3 separate regions of the Homo sapiens genome follow, and all the other regions are linked to region 3. A link is a loop called in an ENCODE intact Hi-C map of the cell type or tissue named here. Cell type or tissue: ascending aorta. All regions are shown on one strand.

Region 1 (8,000 bases), 120 kb after region 3:
GTCCCACAGTTAATGGCACAGATCACACGTCCTAACTCTCATCTGGTGGCACTCTTTAGTCAGTGTCCCATCACAGCCTGCAAGAAAACCCTGCTGCAGGCCACGTGATGTCATTGCTGCAGCCCTAAGGGCCCTTTGACATGGGCGTAAACAAGCTGAGAATTCAAAGAAAGGTGAAGCTAAACAGGGAAATACTGTTAGAAATATTAGAATAGGCAAAGTGATTTTCACTCTTTAAAGTTTGTGTTCCAGGACAATGAATTGTTGGTCTATCACCCTCTCAAAAATGCAAGAGATGATAATGCTTTGTATTATCCCCAGAAAGATGACTATGGTCAGTATATTATTAGGTTAAAAAAAATAGGTTACAGGCCAGGTGCAGTGGGTCATGCCTATAATCCCAGCACTTTGGGAGGCCAAGGCAGGCGGATCACTTGAGGTCAGGAGTTCAAGAGCAGCTTGGCCAACATGGTGAAACCCCATCTCTACAAAAACTACAAAAATTAGCTGGGTGTGGTGGCAGGCGCCTGTTATCCCAGCTACTTGGGAGGCTGAGGCAGGAGAATCGCTTGAACCCAGGAGGTGGAGGTTGCAGTGAGCCGAGATCACGCCACTGCACTCCAGCTTGGGTGACAGAGTGAGACTTTGTCTCAAAAAAAAAAAAAAAAAAAAAAGTTATAGGCTGAGTGCGGTGGTCACGCCTGGGAGGCCGAGGTGGGAGGATCACTTGAGATCAGGAGTTTGAGACCAGCCTGGACAACATAGCGAGACGTTGTCTTGAACAAAAAAAAATGTTTTAAATTAGCTGGGTATGATGGCACGTGCCTGTAGCCCTAGTTACTCAGGAGGCTGAGGTGGGAGGATCACTTGAGCCTGGGAGGTCAAAACTGCAGTAAGCCATGACTGCACCACTGCACTTCAGCCTGGGCAACAGAGTGAGACCCTGTCTCAAAAAAAAAAAAGTTACAAAATTGTATGGAAACAATTATCTAAGCTATTTTAAGTGTGTGTTTAAATACACATCCAAAAGCCTGGAGGACTATATTTTAGGCAGCTAACAATTTATCTCTGGGAGTAAAATCACAGGGACATTCAATTTTGGTTTATTGTTTAAAGAACAATATTTGGTTTTTAATATTTTACAGACATCGTTATTCATTTAAAAGTCAATAAAGATATTTCCGAGAGAGGAATAGACTACCTGGCTGAAGACAGTGAACCTAGCAATGCTAGTGTTAGATATCAGTAATGACGGCAGGATACAGTTACAGTACTAAACCCTTTAAACAAGTGGTCTACTGGCTATTCAAAACTAGTTAGCATTTATTGGCAGTTACTGAGTGACCACGTTACCGAAACAGCCTGGCACAACAGTAAGTTCAGTAAATGGTAGATATTACCATTCATTCATTCATTCATTCATGCATTCATTTTGTTAACAGCTTATTGTGTGTGAAAGATTTGGTCCCAGTGGCCAAGGAGCACACTCTGGAAGGAGAAAGAAGACAGAAATTGTTGTGACATGGTGTGCCAACCCAGCTACTGGAGGATTATACACAGAGCCAGGGGTGTCCTTAGCTGATCTGGTGAAAGAAAAGTTGGTGATCTGGATTTAGGGCTAAGCCCACAATCTGTCACAAATTTTGCATAGAATATTAATTCTGGAACGAATGAGTCCAGTTCCTCTTTGAAAACACTTCTACAGAAGTTCCTGTGTAGATGAGCGTTAAAATAAGTGACTCAGGGCCTCCAGTAGTTTATGAGCTAAGAGGATCACAGGATAGGATAGGGACCGGGTTCCTCAGATGTTGCTAGATCAAATGCTTTACTCTTCTCACCCTAAGGGCTCCTGAATTTAGCTTTTTATTACACAGAACCCAGTAAACTAATTAATGGAAATCTAAAAATTATCCTTCCTCTTCTTAGAAAAGAAATATACTGCATGATGATTTGTGCTTTTCGATTTAATGTCACACAATCGTTTTTACACTGTATGTGCTTTCCCTCCCCACAGCCCCAGTCCCAGCCCCAGTCTCGCAGTTCCATTCCTTCAGGGCAGCTTCCATTCTACCGTGAGTTTTTATTGCTTTCCCCTAAAACGCTGCCCTGGAGTCGCGTTTATTGGACACTCTTTAGTCTGTAAAGGAAAAAAACACAAACACCGGAGGAGAATCATCCTAACAAGCCGACAACATATCTATGGGCCTAAAAAACTTAAATTCTTTCCCGTTATTAGCACTTCTCGATCGTTCCAGGAAAGCCCGATTTGTAGCTTGGCTGCCCCAGGAAGGGGCCTGCGACCAGAAAGATGCAAAGGGCGGGACAAGGTTACGAGTGGGTGCGGGGAAGCCTCCCTAACCTGGGGGCCGCGTCCCAGAGCTGCGAGCCACGCCTCCTCTCTCCCGCCCGCCGCGCCGCCGGACTCTTATTTTGAAGGGCGGCGGGTGAAGGCTCGGAGCCTCCTGAGTCACCCGGCGGGCGAGGTATAAAGCCCGATACCTGCCCCGCGCCCGGTCCGCGGAGCCCGCTGCAGCTCCCGCTCGCTCCGGACGCGGAATCGGGCAGCAGCGGGAGGCGGCCCGGAGAGCCGAGGTAGGCGCGGGGAATCGGCCCTGAGGCTGGTGGAAGAAATGTGTGAATTAAAGGGAGTGCAGCGTGCAGGGTGGGCCGCGAGTCGGGAGTGCAGGGCTCGGGACAGGGTGGGGGCGGGGAGGACAAGAGACTCGTCAGCGCACTTTCCACCCGGCCGGTTCCTTCCCGAGCCCTCTCCCTCCCCCGGCCCGCGGGAGCACAGATCCCTGAAAGCGGAGCTCCAGATAGGAATGTCTGCATCATCTTGGCAGGGCCCAGACGGGAGAAGATGCTCTGCTGCCACGGACGATCCCTCCCGCTCTCCTAACTCTTCTCTGAACACCTCGCACCCCCACGGCCCCCCGCCCCTCTCTTAATCTTGGCCACGCTCCCTGAGGGGTCAGACCTGGGGTGGGAGAGCAGAGAAAGCGGGGCTGGCAGAGACAGGGGTGAGGGCCGGGAGAGGCGATGACATCATTCCCTGGCAGCTGGCGGGGAGAGGGTGGGGACGGAGGGGTCCCCCCGACCTGAGCCGAGCCCTCCCTTCCCAAGCCCATCCTCCTTTCTTTGGGATGGTTCACCCCACCTGGGCGCCATTCAAAGGAAGTTTGCGCGTAACTCGGGGCGTCCTTTCCCCGGCCGGGTGCTGTGCCCGGCCCGCAGTCGGTGTTTCTTCTGGGCCTGGGGGCGGCGTGGAGCCGGCGGCTCAGTCCCCTCAGTCCCAGGCCTTGGCAGCCGCTTTGTTCACGCCGGGCGCGGGCCGAACCCGAACCTCAGCTGCAGCACTGGCAGCGCGCACCGGCCACGCGTGGGTTCCCGGCCACGGCCGGGCCAACAAGGGAGGGTCCCGTGAGCAGCCAGGCTGGCCCTCCCCGGGCCTGGGTGAGCTCCCAAAGCTGGAGCGCAGGGCTCTAGGCCGGCCCCGCCCCGGGGCTGGGGGCTTCCCGCCCGTTTGTCTCATTTTAACTTTTGGGGGCAGCTCTGTCCCGAATGGTGAGTGGTCCAGACTCTAGAAAGGGGTTTGGTCGCTTGAGCCCGGATTGAGGCTTGGGACCTTTGCTCTCTTGCTGGGGACGGAAGGGGGCGCGCTGGGCAGGAGAGGGGGCGTCTCGGTCGGGTCTCCCTGGGCTCGGGCATCTTCCCACCCTGCGGAGCCGGGTCTTGCGCTGCGTGCCCCGAACAGGCCCGGGCACACCGAGTCCCGTTACTGGTCTTCAGGCGAAATTCCAGGACGGGTGTGCATTCATCAACCTGGGAGTCTCTAGGAGCCAGAGATGACTGGCTCTACATTTTAATGCGTAATCACAGAGAAACTAGCACGAGAAAAGGACAGAGGGACCGACCCAAGCTTCAGAGACATGGAATAATATGATCCTGGTTCATAAGCCTTGAAAAGCTCCCCTCCGCCAGGTTAAGGAATGGTGTCACCAGCCTTGGCTGTGAGGATAATTTCTTGATTTGTGTTATGCAGGCTCCTGTCAGGACTGTCTCCTTAACTCCCACTACCTAAGGAAAAGATAGCCAGAGAATTGTCCAGGGATTTGGGTTTGGGTTGCTTCTAGAAAGACAGCATCTTTCTTGCTATTTTTTTTTTCACATCCCCCCAAAACAATTTTTTTCCCCCTTCAGACTTGGCAGACTTTGATTTAGATAAGAGGTTTGAGTTAATTTGATTTTCCCCATGTCTGTTTAGATCAATGGATATAGGAGATAGTTTGAAGCTAATGTACCCCTATGCCTTTGTGTGAGTGTAAGATTTATAACTTGAGGGAGGCAGTTAATAAATAGCACATCCTTGAACCATAAACATACGAGATAGACAAGAGCTAGATAATAAACAGTTTTTCCCCCAATCCCTAAGCTTTACTTATTTTTTTTACTGATTCTTGTACTTTGTCATTAGAAAAAGGAGTGGGGTTGGTTTCCCAGTGACCGCATTCATTAAGAAACTGGGCATGTACAGCAAGTAGCAAAATATGCCAACATCCACACCATCTCTGGCTATGTGAAAACTTGGTGCCCTGTGTGAGGAGCATGGGGGATGGTTGGAAATAATGCAGCTTTATTTTTATTGTGATTGTTGGAATTCATGAATCATAAAATTCTGATAGCTGGGATGGTGTGGTAGCTCACCTGCTTTAAATAATGTAATAACGACAGGCCCAGTCTGTCCCAGGTGAGGACCACTGACTTAGTAAACAATAAACAGGTGTCCTACTCATAGTAGCCTTAGTGTTGCTTCAGTAGATCCTTATGAGCTCTAGATAGTTTTTAGTTGACTTTTAATATTTTTAAAGGTAACAATAGGCCGGGCATAGAGACTCACACCTGTAATCCTAGCACTTTGGGAGGCCGAGGCGGGCAGATCACGAGGTCAGGAGTTCGAGACCAGCCTGACCAACGTGGTGAAACCCGGTCTCTACTAAAAATACAAAAATTAGCCAGGTGTGGTGGTGTGTGCCTATAACCCCAGCTACTCAGGAGGCTGAGGCAGGAGAATCACTTGAACCCAGCAGGTGGAAGTTGCAGTGAGCCAAGATTACACCACTGCACTCCAGCCTGGGTGTCAGAGCGAGACTCCATCTAAAAATAAAAAAAAAATTAAATGTCACCACCTTGCATTGTACTTGATCTTCAGAATTTTACTCTATTGTCTTAAGCCTTTAAAACTTTGCTCATGAACTATATTATTTGGACTACCTTTGAGGGTAGTTGCATTTTTGCATTTTTGCAAAATATTATTTTCCCTAGGTTACAGTAAACCTTTGACTCTGTTATATTTGAAGCAACTAATTATTCCTGAAACATATAAAGCATTTCCTGGCAATGTTGGTGGAGTTCATACTGCTCAAGGTGCTGAAGTCATTATTTCAAGGGGAAATTATTAGCGTGTTCCAACAGTTCTTAATTGTCCAAACAATTGTTGATTTCCCCCCTTTCCAGATTTCTTTCACAATCATTGGGAACTATAAAAAGGTGTATTCGACATTTTCTTTTGTGTATATTTTCCACTTCAACAATTTTGTATCAAAACGTATGGCACTTTTTCAGCACTTATTTCAAGAGATCCGGATAAACTCTGAGTAATCACAATTCACTATACTTCAAAAATTGCCTCCCATTCAGTATTTTACAAATAATCTTCTACAAGTAAATGGGGAAAATAGACACTAACCATATACTTTTTAAAAATAATACATTAAAAGAGCACTAAAGCGTTCTTTGAAAGTGCTCCTGGTACTATATACGTATTGGCTCATTCTAGCAATGTTCTTTTGAGACACCATACAAGAAATGGAACTCGACCAGATTTGAGAAAAAGCTGCAGAGAAGGTGAGGATTTGTTCCAGGGCCATACAGAGAGGAAATTGAGACACTCATTTCTTCTTAGTTCAGTCTCCCAGGTGTTTAGCCCTAGATCTCTTTGAGATTGCACGAATTTAAGGGATTTTTTTTAAAAAACAGGGAAGCTCTGTTATCAAATTTTAAGAGAGGATAAAGAATTAGAGATGGTAGATGAGAAATGTTTCATCCAAAGAGTTTTTTGTTTGTTTTGTTGTTTTTTTGAGACATAGTCTCGCTCTGTCACCCAGGCTGGAGTGCAGTGGCATGATCTGGGCTCACTGCAGCCTCTGCCTCCCAGGTTCAAGCGATTCTCGTGCCTCAGCCTCCTGAGTAGCTTGGATTATAGGCGTGAGCCACTGTGCCTGGCTCAAAGAGTTTTAATGAATAGAAAACAGTGACCCATTCTTGTAGAAAAGACATGGAGATAAAATGAAATAAGGAGAGCCTGAGGTGTCAGGGAAGGAGAAAGAGCATTTTGAAACTGGTGGCAGGTACAATTCTCTGCCTAACTCCGTGGACTACTTAGGGCACAGATTTCTTCCTGCTCAGTCAGTGTTAGCTGCCTTCCTGGTTATGTGCTTTAGGGTTGACCGTAATTGGTAACATAAGCCATTCCAGTTAGGTGAGCCTCTCTTCCTTGTGTATTTTGGATAATGACTACGAGGAAACAAGATGGAAATGTGGGATGGTTAGCTAATGTCAGTGCCGAGTCTCCCTGCTCAATGCGCGTTAGCCCAACTGCCAAAGCTCTGCCACTATGGTAAGTGAAGATGGTGATTTTCAGTTTGGCAGAGACTGTTGGAAGGCGTAATGGCTTATTTGATGGAAAAGATTTCCTGCTGCGGGAGAAGCTGCCATTTGCAGACAAGGTGTGTCAGCCAGAAGAAATGAGCAATAACCGTTTTCTGGTTTCTACTGGCAAAAGCTTTGTATTTTTTTCATATAGAAGTGTTAAAAATAGATTCATAAGAAAATGCATGAAACCAAGTAAAAAGTACAGACACTGAAATTTCACCAATGAATGGGAGAGAAGAGAGCTAACCTTTGTTGAATAGTTATTGCTAACCAGGTGCTTCAGTTCTCACAAAATTGTGTGAGGTAGGCCCGCCACATTAGAGAACGGGGATCAGGCAAACAGAGATGAAGTACTGCTGGAGCGCCACGCAGGAGACTCTTAAGCTTGGCGTTGACGTCTATGACATTCGGATGCCTTTGTGAGGCTGTCAAACCTACTGCGAAGTAGGCGGCCCTCAGCTTTCAGATGGGTTGTGTTCTGATTGTGGGTTTGTAAAACTCATTGCTGGGAACCCTGAACACACTTTTTCACTGAAACTATGTCATATTTAGTGGTTTCCCAGGCCAGCCCAGAAATCATAGCTGAAGTATTCTGTCTTATTAATAGTACCATAGAACCAAACCACTATATATAACATGGTTTTTGTGGGAAAATGCACTCAGAGCTCCAACTTGAGTTTTTTAAGGTTTTTAATTCCAGTTACAATGGCAAAAGGGACTCCACCTTCTCTCTTTTTCCATTTAAGCCCTGGAGGGAAAATAAAGGTACACAGAGATACATTTCCTTTCACGTTTCCTCATGCTAACAGAGACCCCACCCTGGACTGCAGAGCGATGGGGAGGGGGGATCCTGGCAGTAGCTGGCTTTGTGACAACAGAGGAAAGAGAAGAGGGGGAAGAGAGCACAGGTAGCGGAAGAAGTGAGGTCTAGATGTCATCACCTATGGGACCAATTTTGGATGGCTTATCAATATGAGCTGCAGGCTGACTGACATCGTTTCCTTACTAAACATCATTTTTACTGAGAACTTAGTAACCTAGACCTAGACATTAATGTTACTTAGTTGTATGTTCAGTATTTTTTAAGTGAAGGTTAGTTTTTAAATAGTCTTCAGTAGTAGAAGGAAAGCACATATGTAGACATCTTATTTTTCTTTTTCATGCCAGTCTACTGAATGTCCAAACCAGCACCTATCGGTAGCTGAATACACTCAAGGTAAACCTGGATGCTAATGGATATGATTCGAATTAATCATAGAATATATACCGTTCGTTGAGTACTTCAAACC
Region 2 (8,000 bases), 76 kb before region 3:
TGACCTCTCAAGATGATTCTATTTCCGGAACGCATTTTTTGATATGGTTTCTAATTCAAAAATCTGTCACATCTTTGATATTTCATAGGCTCCATTAAAATTAATAGCTTCATGGGTCCCTCATGAGTTTCTTCCTTAAATTTTCAAACGGTTTGTGGTCTGTTTCTCAGACTGGCCAATGACAAGCAGTTCTGGGACTGGAAGATGGAAGTAGTGAAATAATCTTTAAAAATGTGTAAAAATTAAGCACTGTCTGCCAGGGGCTTTAGAGTTGGCAAATAGCTAGGTCTTTATTAAACGGTTGGTTTTGTTTCTCCTGTTGTTTCTTCCTGATATCCGTCTGTGTGGTAACTGAGTCACTATGACATAATACCGCAGAGAAAGACTGCAGGACAACCAGACGTACACATGTTCATCCCTCAATGAGTCGCAACCTTGGGTCTGTTCCCTAGACATTGGTGGAAAGACTTGATTAATGGCAGACTTGTTCAACATAAAAAAGAACAAAGACCAGATTTATTCTTGGCATTCCCTTTCCTAGGGGCTTACTTGTAATGGGGTAATTAATTTATGGCTTTGCAGTAAGGCGGCATCAGAGGAGCAATTTAACTCACAAGAGGTAACGCAGATGGAGAGTACAACTGAAAGATACCTTGTGTGGAAGGGTACAGAAGGAACCTCAAGCTGGACGTTGATTTCTTTTATCAGTAATACAAATTCACTACTAGCTGCTTCTTGGATTTCCCCCCTTGAGAGCTGCAACGTTTCCTAAATGAACAGAGGTCTTTAGGGAATGCCTCAAACCACAGCTGAATGGGGAGTGGCTTTAGAAATCGCCGGTGGAACTTGCCTGTTACCTTCTTACAATTCCCCCCGCCCCTGGGCAACGCAAAAGCCGTCCTAAGTGCGATAAGAGCATGGAGTGAAGGGAGTTATTTCTGGAGTTTAGCAGCATTCCTCCCCAGGACACACCCTCTCCCCCTCCCCAGCAGCCCGGCACTCCGACACACTCCGCGCACACGCGCCCCTCGGCGAGACGCGGCGCATTCGCGCGCTGGAGACCGGCGGCCTCTCACCGAGCCTGAGTCGTGGCCGCTGCGCCGCCAGGAGGCTTCCCGGGAGCCGGCGGGGCCCAGGACCTCTCGAGCGCAGCAGGCAAGGGGCCGGCCTTTTGGCAGCGCGGCTGCCAGTTAATTTTCTCCGTTGCATTCTGCAAACGAGATCGCATTCAGAGCCCAGAAGTTGCAAGCTGGGAATAAGCGAGATCTGAAAGACCCCCAAGAGGAGCTTGTTTGGGAGTGGGGGCAGACGGCGTTTTGCGCCCAACTGGTAAGTGGCAGCATTAAATCTATGCAGACATGGAGGAAATAAAGCTTTGCAGCCTTTCCAGGCAGTGGCATGCAAGTACTCGTGCGAAGAGTACTGTTTGGGGTGTTTAGTTGTAGTGGACTCAGAATACCGTGTTCCGCCACGGTTTTCCTAATCCCTTCTTCGGACTCCTCTTTGGGGGTTGGCGGGGGCGGGTCCTGCTTCGCGGGACTTTTCTGTTGTTGGAGTTAGGGTGGGGGAGGGGAGAAAGGCGTGAGGTTGAATAATCTCTCCTACCCACCTCACCCTTTTTTTTTTCCATTAAAAAAAATGATACTTTTAGAGAAGCTTCTCTTTCATGTGTTTAACTTGCCTGCTGCGATTTGAGCCCAATGAGTTTGTATTTTCTCTAATTACTTTGTAATCGGCTCCATCCTCGGTTGAAATAGAAGGAAACTTTCACAAAGCAATCAATTTCTGACAGCCTAAGAGCTGCTCAGTTGCTGAATGAGGTCTAGCTGGAAACACTTTGTTTCTCACAAGGTTTTGGTGATTTTTCCCATGAGAAATCTGGGCGTTTTCACACCTGTTGCTTTTCAGTTGCCTCAAAATTGTTTGCTTGTTTGTTTGTTTTCTTGGGTTTCACTTGATTGCAGTTCTTTGTCTAACCAAATCCAATGCTACTTTCCCGGTTCTCCTCTCCCTTTGGACGGGGTCCCTGTTGTTAGCATTCAGTTGGCGGTGGTTCTTAGGGAACAAGTGGCAGGCAGAATACAATAGGGAAGAATGCATTCCTGATGACTCCTCTACCATGGAAAGACTGAAAAACTGACATTCTCCATTAGTTTTTATGGAAAGCATTGCTGACGCTTATAAATATTCAATTTTGGTGAGTTCCTGAAATTATTTAATCCAGAAGTAACCAGCATGACTTTTACAGAGAGAGTTCCCCTAATCTATTTGCATTACAAGCATAGAGACCCTGGCACCTGAACACCCCCAGAATGCTGAAGTCACCTTTCACTTCACTGGCAGGTAGGCTACTGACAAGGAAAGGGGTGATGGAATGTTAGGAGAGGGGCAGCGGGGAAGACCCCCTGAGAAGGGGGCTGTCCTCCAAGGGACCAGCATGATTTCAGCTTTCTGATGATTAAGAAAATCATCAGGATATTGGAGTGTAATTTAACATCCTAGTAGGTTAAGTTGAATTCCTGTCCACATGATGAAAAAGACTTTCTATCAGCCCTTCTCACACTTCCAAGTGGAGCTCAATGGAATGCTTGTTTATTTCTGTTGCCGATAAATCCATGGGAAATCTCTGCTGAACCCAGCAATTTTAAAAAAGCAAGTTCCAGCTTATAATTGCCCGTATAATGGCAAACAGGTTATTTTCAGTAACCTAAGACTCTTACATTTCCCCCCGCGGTTGTTATAGGGGTTACATGAAGATGTTATGAGCATGCATTTGAGCTTACCCACCCCCAACTGAAATGGAAAGTTATCCTTGGGTGTCTGATGGAAAAGATTGTTGCCAGATACCTTAGGAGGCTATAAAATAACATGTTTCTGAAAAGATCATAACTAGTAGACATGAGTGTCTATAGCTACTATATAATTTTTCATTGTTCCTTTAGGAAAGAGACCTACTTTGATCACTACAGTGTTTACATTTGTTGTTTATTTGTTGTATGGTTTTTCTGAGTCTTTTTTCTTTTCTTTTTGCTATTGAAAATCTCCCTTCATTTAAATGAAATCACAGACTAGAAATAGCAATGATTGCTCTCTAGGGCTAAAATTAGAAACTACAAGAGACTTTTTAGACACATCCCTCTTGTCTCATGGAAGGTTCTGCCGAGTTTTCTTTAAAACTCCCACTTAAGCAATTATTGTAAGATGATGTTTACTCTGTAAAATAGCATTTTTATTTGGACAATTTTTTTCCATCAAGCTTTAATCATACTTTGCCAATGCATATTGAACTTTGTTTCTCTGAGGTGCCTAAAGGGACATCCAATACATTTACCATCCCTTCAAAGTCTGTATACTTAGCTCTTTGAACAGTTTCTTAAAAAAATAATAATAATAAATAAACAAAAGCTCCAATGGCACTTGCAAGAGACAAGACTGGGTCCTGTGATGTGATGGCAGATGGCAGTTGCATGAGCTTTGTTTATGCTCAGAACAAGCTCGGTGTCTCTTAAATTAATCATGAATTGAATAATTGATTTCTCACACCTTGGGCTGCATTTAATCTTCAGCTGTACATTTAAAGATAGGTTATGATTGAGGTCTTGTTCACTTGGACGTCCTTTCAAAGCCTATCAAGTGATTTTACAGTTGGGTCATTTCTAATCGTAACACATATTATAAAATGTAATGACATAAACTTCGAGCTTTCCTGGCTTTTCAATTTCCAAGATGGGCTTCAGTGACCTTCCCATTTGTTGGTCAGCCCCAAAGATGGTGGGGCTAATGGATACAGTGGTTTTTCTGTAAATGTAATTAAACGTGCCTCTGCCAGCTGCCTGTGGTATTTGTGAATGTTTTCGTAAGAAAAGCTGTTCTTCGACTTTATCTGCCCACTGTGGTTTGTGGCATGTTGTGCTATTCTGCAGCCTTGCAGTTTTTTTCCTGAATGATTGGGCTATGATGTCATGTGCTATCTCAGCGCAGAACCTTTTCAAAGCTTTGCTGGGGTCTGTGTGCCTGAGCGAGGGGAGTGGAGGCTCCCTCAGAGCGCACTTGGTAGCGACTCCCCGTCTACTCCAGCACATTCCATCGCCTGGAGACCAAAGCCACCAAATGATTTGCGGTCAGAGTGATTTGGGGCTGGTTAGAGATGATTTAAAAGGAAGGTTATGGGCATATGAAGTGTAGCGTAAAGAAAATATATTTTACTACTTTATTGAGACCACATGGCTCCAACTTGAACTTTTTTTTTAAACATGGAAATTGTTGGCTGAACTGGCTCACAGTGTTTTTTCCCTTTTTTTCATTTTTATTGCTCTGAGCGAAGAGCTGTACTCCCTATTTATTATATGCTTGACCTCTCCATTATTTCTGAAAGTTTGAAAAGCTTTTTATGTTTAAAGAAAACAGGAAAACGTAGGATTTATCTGTTGTGCTCTTCAAGGGCCAAATACCATTGCCAGAGAAGAGACCCAACTCTCTCCAATAACTGAAAGAAGGTTTCTTTCTCATGTCAAGCTTGGGAAGCCATCAGTTATGAAAGAGACAAGGGCCAGTCTGTCCCAGGGTACCCGAGGGCCACAGCATATCAGTACTGACAGTGTATCCATGTCTCTTGTTGACTGGGAGAGATGGTTTTGCTCAACCTCCTAAGGGTTCAATATACCCTACGATTAATAATGGGGCCAAATAAAGCATGGTCGATCTTTTCCAATGCCAGAATGGTGATGCTAGGGCTCAGAGACCAGGGGCTCCTTCTCATTAGCGGTCCATGGGAACACATAACACTTGGGTGCAACACTTCGTTTGTGAGACTAAGCAGCCATCTCCTGCCTCTCCTATGTGGGCTACCACAAACTGGCACAGTAAACCACCTATTACCTCTGAACAGGTTCCCAAATCTCTGTCCAGCATGAACTTAAAGTATCTATTATCACTTCACTCTGTGGCTCAGGTTCATCCTATTTCAATCCTCAAGGCATATGCCATAGTCTAATAGTCCATTACAAGCTATCAGATAGCCAGCTCCAACTTGCAATTCGGTGTTATGACACTAGCTAGAGAAGTGCCATGGAAAGCATGTTTGTGAGCATGCCCAGTCCCTTGGCAGCCATCAACCCAGGGTCTGAGGGCCATGACTGTGATGTAATGGAAGGCCTGAGATCTTCCCACCAACCCTTCATGGTTGCTGGTCTGTGATCCATCTGAGCCAGCCTGGATTCCCGCAGTTTGAGTCTGTGTGTGTGTCCAGGGATTTAAAGGAAAACATGTGGAGACCAAATTAGTGTGGCACCTGATGAGAAAATCTTATAGAATTGGAAAAATGTCAAGAAGGCAACATTGTATGATGGAAATCAAACTACATTGGAATTGAGGATCCTGGTTTTGCCACTATGTGACCTTGAACCAGCTATTTAGTAATGTAACATTGATAAAGCACTGTATTACATTTGATCATTTCCTTCCCAAATATGACATGTGATCATCAGAACCACATTTGGAAGCAGGTAGGGCAGGTGGCGTTATTTCCATTCTGCAAGTATGGAAACTGGAGCTCTAGAGGTTAATGACTTGCTCAAGGTCACAAAGCATGTGAGTGGTAGAATTTGACCTCAAACTCAGAACTTCTGCCAGACACGGTGGCTCATAAGCATGAGCCTGTAATCCCAACACTTTGAGAGGCCAAGGCAGGAAGATCACTTGAGGCCAGGAGTTCTGACACCAGCCTGGGCAACATAGTGAGACCCCATCCCTGCAAAAAATAAAATTAGCCCAGTGTGGTGGTGGGTACCTGTAGTCCTAGCTGCCTAGGAGGCAGAGGCGAGAAGATCGCTTGAGCTCAGAAATTCGAGGCTGCAGTGAACTACTATTGTGCCACTGCCCTCTAGCCTGACTGACAGAATGAGACTCTGTCCCAGAAAGTAAACAAAAAAACCCAGAACTTCTAACTTCAAATCTCATGATCTGTCCACCATAGCAAGCAGCCCTCACAATTCTCAACCTCTATAGAACTCACTCTCCTCATTTGCAAAAATGAGACATTTGGCCCAGAAAATTACAGGCCATTCCAGCTTAAAATTCTGTGTCTGATGAATCACTGGCTGGAAGGGACTTTAAGAAATCACTTAGTCATATTCCTTGCTTCCAGAAGGACTCTATCTAAACTATTTTGAAAAGAAAATATCAGCCCTTTTCTTACAGTCCCAGTGCAGAAAAGGGCCCCAGAGAGTGTCCAAGTGCATTTGGGAGTGAGAAAGAAACGAGGAGCTACAGAGCCAGTGCTCAGCAGGGTGATCCATTTCTTGGGCTCAGAAGCAGTGAGTCTTGCCTCCCTGGATGTGAATGTTCAGCCCTGAGATCAATATCTGAAGTAGGAGAGGAGAGTCACAAGCATGCTTTGCTGGTTAGAAAGGAAGTCTGTAAGAGAGATCAGAAAACTGGTAACTCTGTGAAGAGGAAAAGAAGAGCTAAGTGACTCAGTAATGATCTTAAAGTTTATTAAGGACTCCTGGAGAGTGCGATGACTACAAATCAGTGGTAATGTTTCTACTTAAAGATAGAAACGGCAGAATCCTGCTCATTCAGCAGGTGTGACAAGCAGAAAGCTATGCTAATCTAGCCTTACTTTGCTTGTATCGGAGGGGTTGGTGGCAGAATGGGAGTGAAAGGGGCTTCTCCCTGAAGACGGTGCCTAGGAGCCCCACTCCAGTCTTCCCTTCTCTCTCAGCACAGTTCTCAGCCGGCTGGTGTACCAGTTAGTGTCTAGTAACCTTTCTAGGACAAGGGACTACCAGTAGACAACTACCAGCAAGCACAGCAAGTTGCAAGTTCAGTCTCACATTGCTCAGCTAACCCGGTTATAATTTTAAAAACTGATTTGGCTCCATGTTCTTCCTATGTCACTCCCATGAAATAGATGTTACTTTTTATTTAAAAAAAAAAAAAAGTAGTGACTGAGATCAGAAGACAAGTAATTATCACAACTCTACAACTTACAGAGCTTAGACAAGGCATTTCCTACTCTGGGTCTTGATTTCTCATCTGTGAAATGGGCTAACAATAGCCACTTCAAAGTTAAATATTTCTGAGGATTAGCCAGGCGCAGTGGCTCACACCTGTAATCCTAGCACTTTGGGAGGCTAAGGCAGGTGGATCACTTGAGGTCAGGAGTTTGAGACCAGCCTGGCCAGCATGGCGAAACCCCATCTGTACTAAAAATACAAAAATTAGTTGGGCATGGTGGTGAGTACCGGTAATCCCAGCTACCCGGTTGGCTGAGACAGGAGAATTGCTTGAAACTGGGAGGCAGAGGTTGCAGTGAGCCAAGATTATGCCTCTGCACTCCAGCCTGAGCAACAGAGGGAGAATACATCTCAAAAAAAAAAAAAAAAAAAAAAAAATTCTGAGGATCAAATGGGGAAACATAGATGAGCATGCTGTGTAACAGTTTACATCATTATTAAAAGGAGTCCAATTTCAGGCTTTTCTGTAAACCACAAGGTCACAGATGTTTCTTTTTATTCTGCCTTAATTCCATTCCCAAGCCAAAATCAGAATCACAGCAGTTTATCCTCACTTACTATGTGTCAAGCACATAACCACCTTTAATCCTCACAAAAATATTATGAAGTAGATATATTACCCCTATTTTATTATCTGGAAACTATATTCTCACAAAGATAAGCATCTTGCCCAAGATCACATGGCTACTAAGTAACAGAGACAAAGCGGAAACCAAGGCTGTCTCAAGGCAAAGCTGTGCTCTCAGACCTTCAGGGCTCTGAAGAACTGGGGCCCTGTCCTACCTGAGTACAGCCCCAGTCCTCTTGGTTTCAAGTTGCAGTTGATCTCCTGGCAGGCCTTCCAGGGGGTCTCCTCAGCTGTTCTGAGTCTAGATCAGGTCCTTTGCTTAGTCCCTTAGCTAAAGCTTCATCTTAATCCATAGTTTAGTCCATTCTGGCGGCTATAACGAAGTACCATAAACTGGATACATTATAAACAAC
Region 3 (8,000 bases):
TATGCTTAATGTTGTGCAGCAGATGTCTAGAACGTTTTCATCTTGCATGAGTGAAACTATGCCCACTGAACAGCAACTGCCATTCCTCCTTGCCCCCAATGCTTGGCAGCCAGCATTCGACCTTCTGCTTCTAAGAGTATGACTAGTTTAGATACCTCTTAAGTGGAATTTTGCAGTATTTCTCCTACTGTCATTGCCCTTTACTTTTACCTCAACTAAATAATTTAGATTCAATGTAGAACACAAAATTAATAATAGAACATAAAGAATAAACTAAGTTTTTCACACCCCATTCAAACATCAAATTGAATAATATGCTGAAAGAATAAGGTGTGTGTTTTTACAACTCTTGCAATTTTAAACCTGTATTAATATATCTTAGAAATGAGTTGACCTTGAGCTACACTACAATGCTAAACTCTCAGAAGCTTATAATCACCGTAGTCCTCAGATCTTTCCTAAGGAACGTAACATTTTGACACAGAAGAATCCTTGCATTTTAGCTTTTAACAAAATCTCAAGCAGTCTGTTAACCAGATTACCATCAGCATCATCAGAAATGGGGAAAAGGAAAGGCTTTGGTGGGTGGGGCAGGGGGTTGATAAAACCTAAGAATGGAGTGAGAAATCGAGTAAAACTCAATGATGCCTATAGGCCATATTACTTGGTAATACAAAAAAATAGATATATATATTTGACCCAATAACACGACATCAAAAACTATATAGTTTGATAATACTTGGACAAATTTTGAAATGATAGATACATGAATTTTTTTCTAGAATCAAATACAACAAACTCTGCATTTGCCTTTGAAGAGTGAGATTATTAAGGGGTATTAGGTATATAAAGGGAATTCGATTATAAAGAGAAACATTTACACTTTATTTTATACTTAGTGTTTAATTTATTTACTTTTGCACTTATTAATTTGATGTATAGGTAAAAAATTAAAATATTTAAAGCTCTCTTCAATAGACAAAAATGTTTTTTTTAAACATATCACTTTTACCTACAGTTAGTACTTCTTTTGTTTCAGGGTTTAAAACATAAAATGTTTTGAAACAGATTTGCTGATTTTCATTATTGATGGTCTGAAACGTTTGCTCTTAGAAGGATGTTAGTGAAGGAGGTTTATCTTATCAAATTCTATGAGTTAGCTACTGCAATACAGTAGAGCACCCCAAAATTTAGTTGCTTAAAGCAGCAACCATAATTCGGTGGGTGAACTATTTGGCTTGACCTCAGCTGGGTGGTTTTTGTGGTCTGTGCCAGGCTAGGCTGACCACAGCTGGGCTGTCTCAGTGCGGCCATGGTCAGCTGCCAGGATGACGAGGAACGAGTCAGTTAGTCTAGGATGGTCTCTTTTGGAAGGGCTTATGTCTGCTCCATATGGTCTCTTCCTCCTACAGGTTAGCACAGCCTTGTTCACCTAAGGGTTCATCAGGGTTCCAAGAGATGGAGCAGAAACAGGCCAGGCCTCTCAAGGATTTGGCTCAGAATTGGCCAACAACATCACTTTCACCACATTCTAGGCTAAAGCAACTCACAGGGCCAGCCCAGGTTCAACGGATGGGGAAATAGACTCTGCCACTTTATGAAGGTGTTGCAGAGGCACATTAAAAAGAGGCATGTCTACAAAGGAAGGAATAATTGCAGCCATTATTACTAAGAAATGTACAATACACGGTCTTATGCTACCCCCAAAATTTGTGAATAACCAATAGAATCACTTTGTGGGAACCCGAAATATATCACTTTTCTTAACGTTTGCCCACATAATTATCTTTATACTGGTACAATATAAGCAATTATTCAACTAGTAAAACTAATTAATACTCTAGATATAGCTTCCTTTTAATGTTAACAGCTAACACTGGCTATGAAGCATTTGCTCTGTGCCAGGCAATGTCCTAAGCACAGTATGTCATATCACAAAAGTAGGTGGTGGTTAGGGTTTGGAGTCTGGACCCCAGCTTGCTTTGAATCCCTATGTTAGTATTTATTAGCTGTGTGACCTTGGGCAAGTGAATTAACCTTATTGTGCTTCCATTTTCTACCTATAAAATGGGCTAATAATAAACTTACATAACTCATAAGATTGACATGATGATTAGATTTAATCTATGTTAAGTGCTGGTAACAATACCTAGTGTATAGTAAGGGTTATATAGCTGTCAGCTCTTGTTATCGTCATCATCATCATCATCATCCCCCTCACAATAACCGTGTGGTGGTTAATTTTGTGTGTCATGCATGACTAATACAAACTCTGTGAGGTAGCTTCTATTATTGTCTCCATTTTACGGAGAAGAACACTGAAGTTCAGGGAGACTGACCAAAGTCACAAAGGCAAGATGTGGCAGGACCCTCATTCAAGCCCTGGCAGCTGTTTCGAGTCTGGGCTTTTCATGCCCTACAACACTGCCATGCCACTTAACAGTACCTTCCAGAATAGTTGTCTACAGGTCAAACATATACAGGTCATGTTCTTTTTTCCCCCGTGGTTAACATTTCAGAAGAGCTTTATTTTCCCCACTGCTTGGTTTGCAGCTGAGCAGATATAAGAGGTAGCTGTATGTACAGAAAGAACTCTGACATGCAATCAGCTTAACTCCTACATGCAAAATACAGAGCTGCACACTTGCAGACATCTCGTTTTATCTTCACAGATAACCCATTGGGTATGTATTATCCCCATTTTATAGATGAGGACACCGAGACTGCTCTTGTCCAACATCACAAAGAATGGGTCTACCTCCAAAGCTTTTTCTGCTAGGCAGAATTGCTAAATTAAATGTAAAGAGATTCTATTGTAAACACTTTTGTAAAGTGAATCTGTAATAATCATAACCTAATTTGTTTGTTGTGGAAAGGTGGAGGGTCTCACTTCTTAAAAGTGACTTCATGGTTCAACTCTGATGAATGATTCTGTTCTCTTCACTTCCAGAGGAGATTTGCACCCTAGTTATCGCTGAGACTTTCCCTGAAGATGCAGGGATCTTTACATGTTCAGCAAGAAATGATTATGGATCAGCAACCAGCACTGCCCAGCTGGTTGTCACCTCAGGTATGTGAGGAGTAAAAAAAATGACTGGGTTCTGTTCCCCAGCACCAGTGTGGATGGCCACAGCAGAAAGGCACCGTCCTGGCCAGGTGCAGTGGCTCACACCTGTAATCCCAGCACTTTGGGAGGCCGAGGCAGGCAGATCACTTGAGGTGAAGAGTTCGAGACCAGCCTGGTTAACATGGTGAAACCCTGTCTCTACCAAAAATACAAAAATTAGCTGAGTGTGGTGGTGCGTGCCTGTAATCCCAGCTACTCTGGAGGCTGAGGCAGGAGAATCACTTGAACCCAGAAGGTGGATGTGGCCGTGAGCCAAGATCATCCCACTGCACTCCAGCCTGGGTGACAGAGTCAGACTCCATCAAGGAAGGAAGGAAGGAAGGAAGGAAGGAAGGAAGGAAGGAAGGAAGGAAGGAAGGAAGGAAGGAAGGAAGGAAGGAAGGAAGGGAGGGAGGGAGGGAGGGAGGGAAGGAAGGAAGGAAGGAAGGAAGGAAGGAAGGAAGGAAGGGACAAAGCGACTGTCCCAGGAAGAGAGCTCAGCTCAGCCTTCAGGAATCTGGCCACTCCAGGAGTCACCCTAACAATCTAAGTTCATCGTGAAACAAAGGCTTTAGGGGAGGGGAGAAGAAGGAGTGAAGTGGAGATGACAAACAAAAAGATAATGATCGTGTAGCAACTGAACACACAGGGGGCTTTCTTTAAAATCGTGCAGTCTTGGTCTTGGAAACGATGGAGCTGGTTTCCTAACATCCTCCCGCTAACCTAGAATCATATTCACATTGGAAAGCCACCTCTGCATCAGAGGTGCAGTCACTTTCTCAGCAGTGCCAACACATGAGATCTGGAGATACTTGTACAAATAAGCCATTGTCTGATCCACTGTTGAAACTTCTGAAAAGGTAATACAAGATAAGCCTTCTTGTATAAAATGTAATACAAGATAAAACTCAGAGAAGCTGTAAAGGCCTTCAAACTCAAATTTCACTGATAGTCTGTATCAATGATAGTATATAACTAATATGAAAAAGAAAGCAATGTATTGTATTATTGAAGTCAATTTTCAAAAATATATGGATATTTTCTAAACTCAAAAACTTACCACTAGGGAAGGCAATATGAAACAGCTTTTTTTCTTTTTCTTTTCTTTTCTTTTCTTTTTATTTGTCTGTTTTCTAGTTACTAATGAGCATTAGCTTACTTTAATTGCCTCATCTCTGCCATTCATCTTAAAGATATTTTTAAAATATGTTTTTGACCAAGCCTGGAACATAATGTACATAGTAGGGAATCAATAAATGGGTCATTTGTTAAATGATACGGACTTGGAGAGAACAACTGAATTGTACTTGGATTCCTTCAGAAGAGCAAGAACTTGGTGCTAGGTGGCAGCAGAGACACAACCAAAACTTATTTAGGGACCTTAGAGTGGCAACTGTAAATGCTTTTTCATCTTCATTAAGAAAAGAAATGGGAGGGTCATCTTAAGTGGGAAATGGTTTCTGTGAATGACTACTGTAAGTGCTGAAAGAAACCTAAGTGTCAGGATCAGAGTTACAGAGCAAAGAGGACCCCAGCGTTTTGATTCCGAGTTGGCTTCAACACTGTCCCATCAAATGGCCATAGCAGGAGTGCAGTGTTTAAACAATATGGCCAAAACCCTGGGCTCTATAAGTCTGAGTGGCAAAAATTTGTGTGTAATATTTTCCATTTGTTTCTGCAGTAAATCTGCTATAGGTCAAACATAATCAACAAATATTTTATTTCTGAGCTTTTTGTTTACCTCAATAAGCATTTTTGAGTGCATGCCAGGAGCTCTGCTGGGCTGTGTGGGCAAGGTGCAGAATCTAAAAAAGACGTGATCTCAAGATGCTTTCAGCCTATTGAGGGCAACAAATAAAAATCTCTTTCGTACTGAGTTATAGTTGGAGCAATCACCTAATATGGAAAAAAATATTTTTATGAGATTATGAAATTTTACTTGGACTCCAAGGTTTACCTTCCCTAGCTTTAGATGAATATCCACATAAAACCTTTACAGCTTGAGCCAATTTGAGTAGTGACAGCTAGGATGTTCAGTCGGACCCATGGACCAAAACGTGAGAGGACAAAGCATTGTTGGTTGATACTGTTTGTGTTGTCACTTTTTTTGCCAAGTTCTATCTTTAGCTCTTGTTTGGAATTTTTATGATTCGGTAGCTGGGTTCCCCAAATGTGAGCTCAGTCAGGAAATGAAACGGTAGCACTCGTTCAAAACAAGCTTGAAAGAACCAGGCCCTCCAGCTGGCAGTGCTTCTGCGTCAGATGAGAGCAGCACAATCACCTCTTCTTTAACAACTTCACACAACACAGGGATTCTCAGAAGACTCTGACAGTGTGAAATCACTTGTTGAACTAGTGGCATCTTCTTATGTTTTTCCTCTCTTTCCCCTTCCTTAGCCAACACTGAAAACTGTAGTTACGAGTCAATGGGAGAATCCAACAATGACCACTTCCAACACTTTCCACCTCCCCCTCCAATCTTGGAGACAAGTTCCTTGGAGTTGGCTTCAAAGAAACCATCTGAGATCCAGCAGGTGAACAACCCTGAGTTAGGCCTGAGCAGGGCAGCCCTTCAAATGCAATTCAATGCTGCTGAGAGGGAAACGAACGGAGTCCATCCCAGCCGTGGAGTAAATGGACTGATTAACGGCAAAGCTAACAGTAATAAATCTCTTCCAACACCAGCTGTCCTGCTTTCACCCACTAAGGAGCCACCACCTCTGCTTGCCAAACCAAAACTGTGAGTATTTCTGCATGGTTTTATAATAATTTCCATACCCCTGTTACATTTCCTGTCTGGTGAGAAAAAAACTTTTGCCTGTATTCAACTATGTGGCAAGTTGGCCTTGACTCATGGGACCTTGCTGCCAAGTGGTGTCTTTCAACAATATAAAAGACACCTAAAAATAAAGAAGGGAAATGAAAAGCTTGGTGAAATCTGCCCTTTGCTGAAAGCTATAACTGGTTATGGCTGTGAAAATATCTGTGCCCAGTGTGGGCTTCCAACATACAGCTAAGGATGTAGCCACTCCCTGGAGGCCATGGAAAAGGGGGATCTACTTTCAGCCCTTTATTAAAAGCATTTCAAAAAGTGAGTATAAGTACTTTGCATTTGTTACTTTAAATATTAAGTATCAGTAAGAAGATCTGATATAGACAAGCGGGGAAAGACTAAAAACTGAGGCTGGAAATTCAGGGTGCAGATCCTGGCAGGGCAATGAAACTGGAGGGAAGCAGGCTTGTGGGCAAGAAGAGCGCCCTTCACAACACAGGCTACTTGGCTTGGAATTCCATGGAGCTGCATATTTCCATGAATACCATCTTCACAGTTGATGTCCATTATTTTCTTAGGATGATAAACCTTGCATGAGCTGTTTCCATTGGCACCGCACAGCAGAGAGTTGTTATGAATGGAGCCATTACAATGTCAGAGAGAGGCAGAAATAAATTAGCTCAAAGGGTTCTACCATAGCGCAAGAGACCCTGAATTACTGCCCTGCCAGAGGTTAGTGGAAATGTAAGAGTCATAGTGAATGTGTATGTATTCTATGAGGTCACATTCCCATGAGAATGTATTTGCCAGAACCTAGGAAAGCCCCTTCTATTTACCCATATCTGATGTTTTTGATTTGGGGCAGGAAGGGCTTCTTTAGGGGTTATTCTTTATTTCCCTAGCATTGACTAGCCTACTCTTTTCTCTCTGTGATCAGTTCATTTGTTAGAAATGTTAGAATTTAAAAGATATTTGAATTAGAATAACACCTTACCTTTGTACATCACTTTATTGTTTACTGAGTGATTTCATGAACAACATTAGACTAATCAAATAACAAAAGCAGTCAAAAGAATACCTTAAGTTAAGAAATGGGCTAACAATTATATAAAACCAGACTTCTGGACAATCTTGGGTTGCAGTTTCAAAAATCGATATATTGCTACCCTCTACTTAATTTTGCATTGTGTTCTGGCTCTCTTTTAAGACAGTAGGGCTACTCACTAAGCTTGTACACAATAGTGTGAAAGGTGCTGGTGAACATTTAATACCTATGCGCCATCTCCATTCAGAGGCTGAACAGGTATAATGAGCTAAAAAATGGTGTCCTTAAAAGAGATTTATGCTCTTGTAGCAGCAACCCATAAAATTAATTGCCACTGCTGACTTCTTTCATCTTTGCATTTTGAATATGTATTTGCAGTGCTTTTAATGAAACAAGGGACCTGCTCTCCAGGGAGAGAAAGGGCAAATGTGTTGAATGACTAGGACTTGACTGTGGTCTTGATTAAGTAAAGTCTATCTACTCTAATGGGTATCATAAATTGGATGTAAATCACAGGAGAGCAAATACGAGGAGCTGTTAAGAGGCATCTACAGCCCGTCTTATCTCAGGAGTTTCAACAGCTCTGCAGCTTTTAGCTCTGCTTTGCAGCCAGGTTAATGTATATGGCAAGGGGGTAATATCTACAGAATGTAGACAAAACAACTTCGCGTTCATTAAGAGGATGACAGCTTAAGCACAAGTTTAAAGAACATCAGGATTTGCTTGTGAGTGAGATAAAATATGAATATATATAAATATATAAATATAAATATAAGATAAAATATAAAATAAGATGCAGAAAAAATGGACTTAAATGTATGAGGCCCAAATAAATAGGTTACTCTCCCTTCATGAGGAAATTTAAGGGAAAAAGCAGAACACCTAACCACAAAACCCAACAGCTTAGAAACAACATTTACTTGTACTAGGTTTTCCCATTGTTTTTTTTTTTTTTTTTTTTTTTTTTCAAATCTTCGTATGTTTAAACATATTCTTAGGGAATCACTTGATTTTTGTTTTTTCGTGTTGCATATTTACCTGCCATTTAACTAGGTAGAAAATAATATGTGATGATA

What was found. A loop is a pair of places that touch in the nucleus more often than their neighbours do. Peaks named below come from ENCODE experiments on the same cell type or tissue, not always from the same donor. Only the 100,000 strongest peaks of a DNase experiment are listed, where the experiment ranks them.
Region 1: a loop joins it to region 3, with 6 times the contacts of the local background. A loop is called at or near these places in 42 of 110 quality-filtered maps.
Region 2: a loop joins it to region 3, with 3 times the contacts of the local background. A loop is called at or near these places in 6 of 110 quality-filtered maps.

The regions. Positions count from the first base shown.
Region 1 is chr4:168,829,580-168,837,579 of GRCh38, forward strand. All of the region lies in intron 10 of PALLD (palladin, cytoskeletal associated protein), which reads left to right. It overlaps LOC124900809 (a long non-coding RNA gene), which reads right to left. Exons shown (of 2, transcript XR_007058361.1): 1 at 3,158-8,000; 2 at 1,947-2,137. Among named protein-coding and RNA genes, the nearest start is that of CBR4, 180 kb to the right of the region's middle. RefSeq lists an enhancer at 2,104-2,964. In ascending aorta, a CTCF peak has its summit at 3,655 (motif pointing right); DNase peaks (open chromatin) are centred at 2,452, 3,022, 3,572, 7,146 and 1 weaker place; H3K4me3 peaks cover 6,367 bases; H3K27ac peaks cover 6,583 bases.
Region 2 is chr4:168,630,572-168,638,571 of GRCh38, forward strand. The region is part of intron 2 of PALLD (palladin, cytoskeletal associated protein); the gene reads left to right. Among named protein-coding and RNA genes, the nearest start is that of PALLD-AS1, 14 kb to the right of the region's middle. In ascending aorta, a CTCF peak has its summit at 1,115; DNase peaks (open chromatin) are centred at 1,110, 1,500, 3,990 and 6,225; H3K4me3 peaks cover 4,786 bases; H3K27ac peaks cover 6,833 bases.
Region 3 is chr4:168,706,078-168,714,077 of GRCh38, forward strand. It overlaps PALLD (palladin, cytoskeletal associated protein), which reads left to right. Exons shown (of 22, transcript NM_001166108.2): 9 at 2,951-3,070; 10 at 5,504-5,846. Among named protein-coding and RNA genes, the nearest start is that of PALLD-AS1, 61 kb to the left of the region's middle. In ascending aorta, a CTCF peak has its summit at 4,429; DNase peaks (open chromatin) are centred at 4,474, 4,866, 5,324 and 5,924; H3K4me3 peaks cover 1,591 bases; H3K27ac peaks cover 3,283 bases.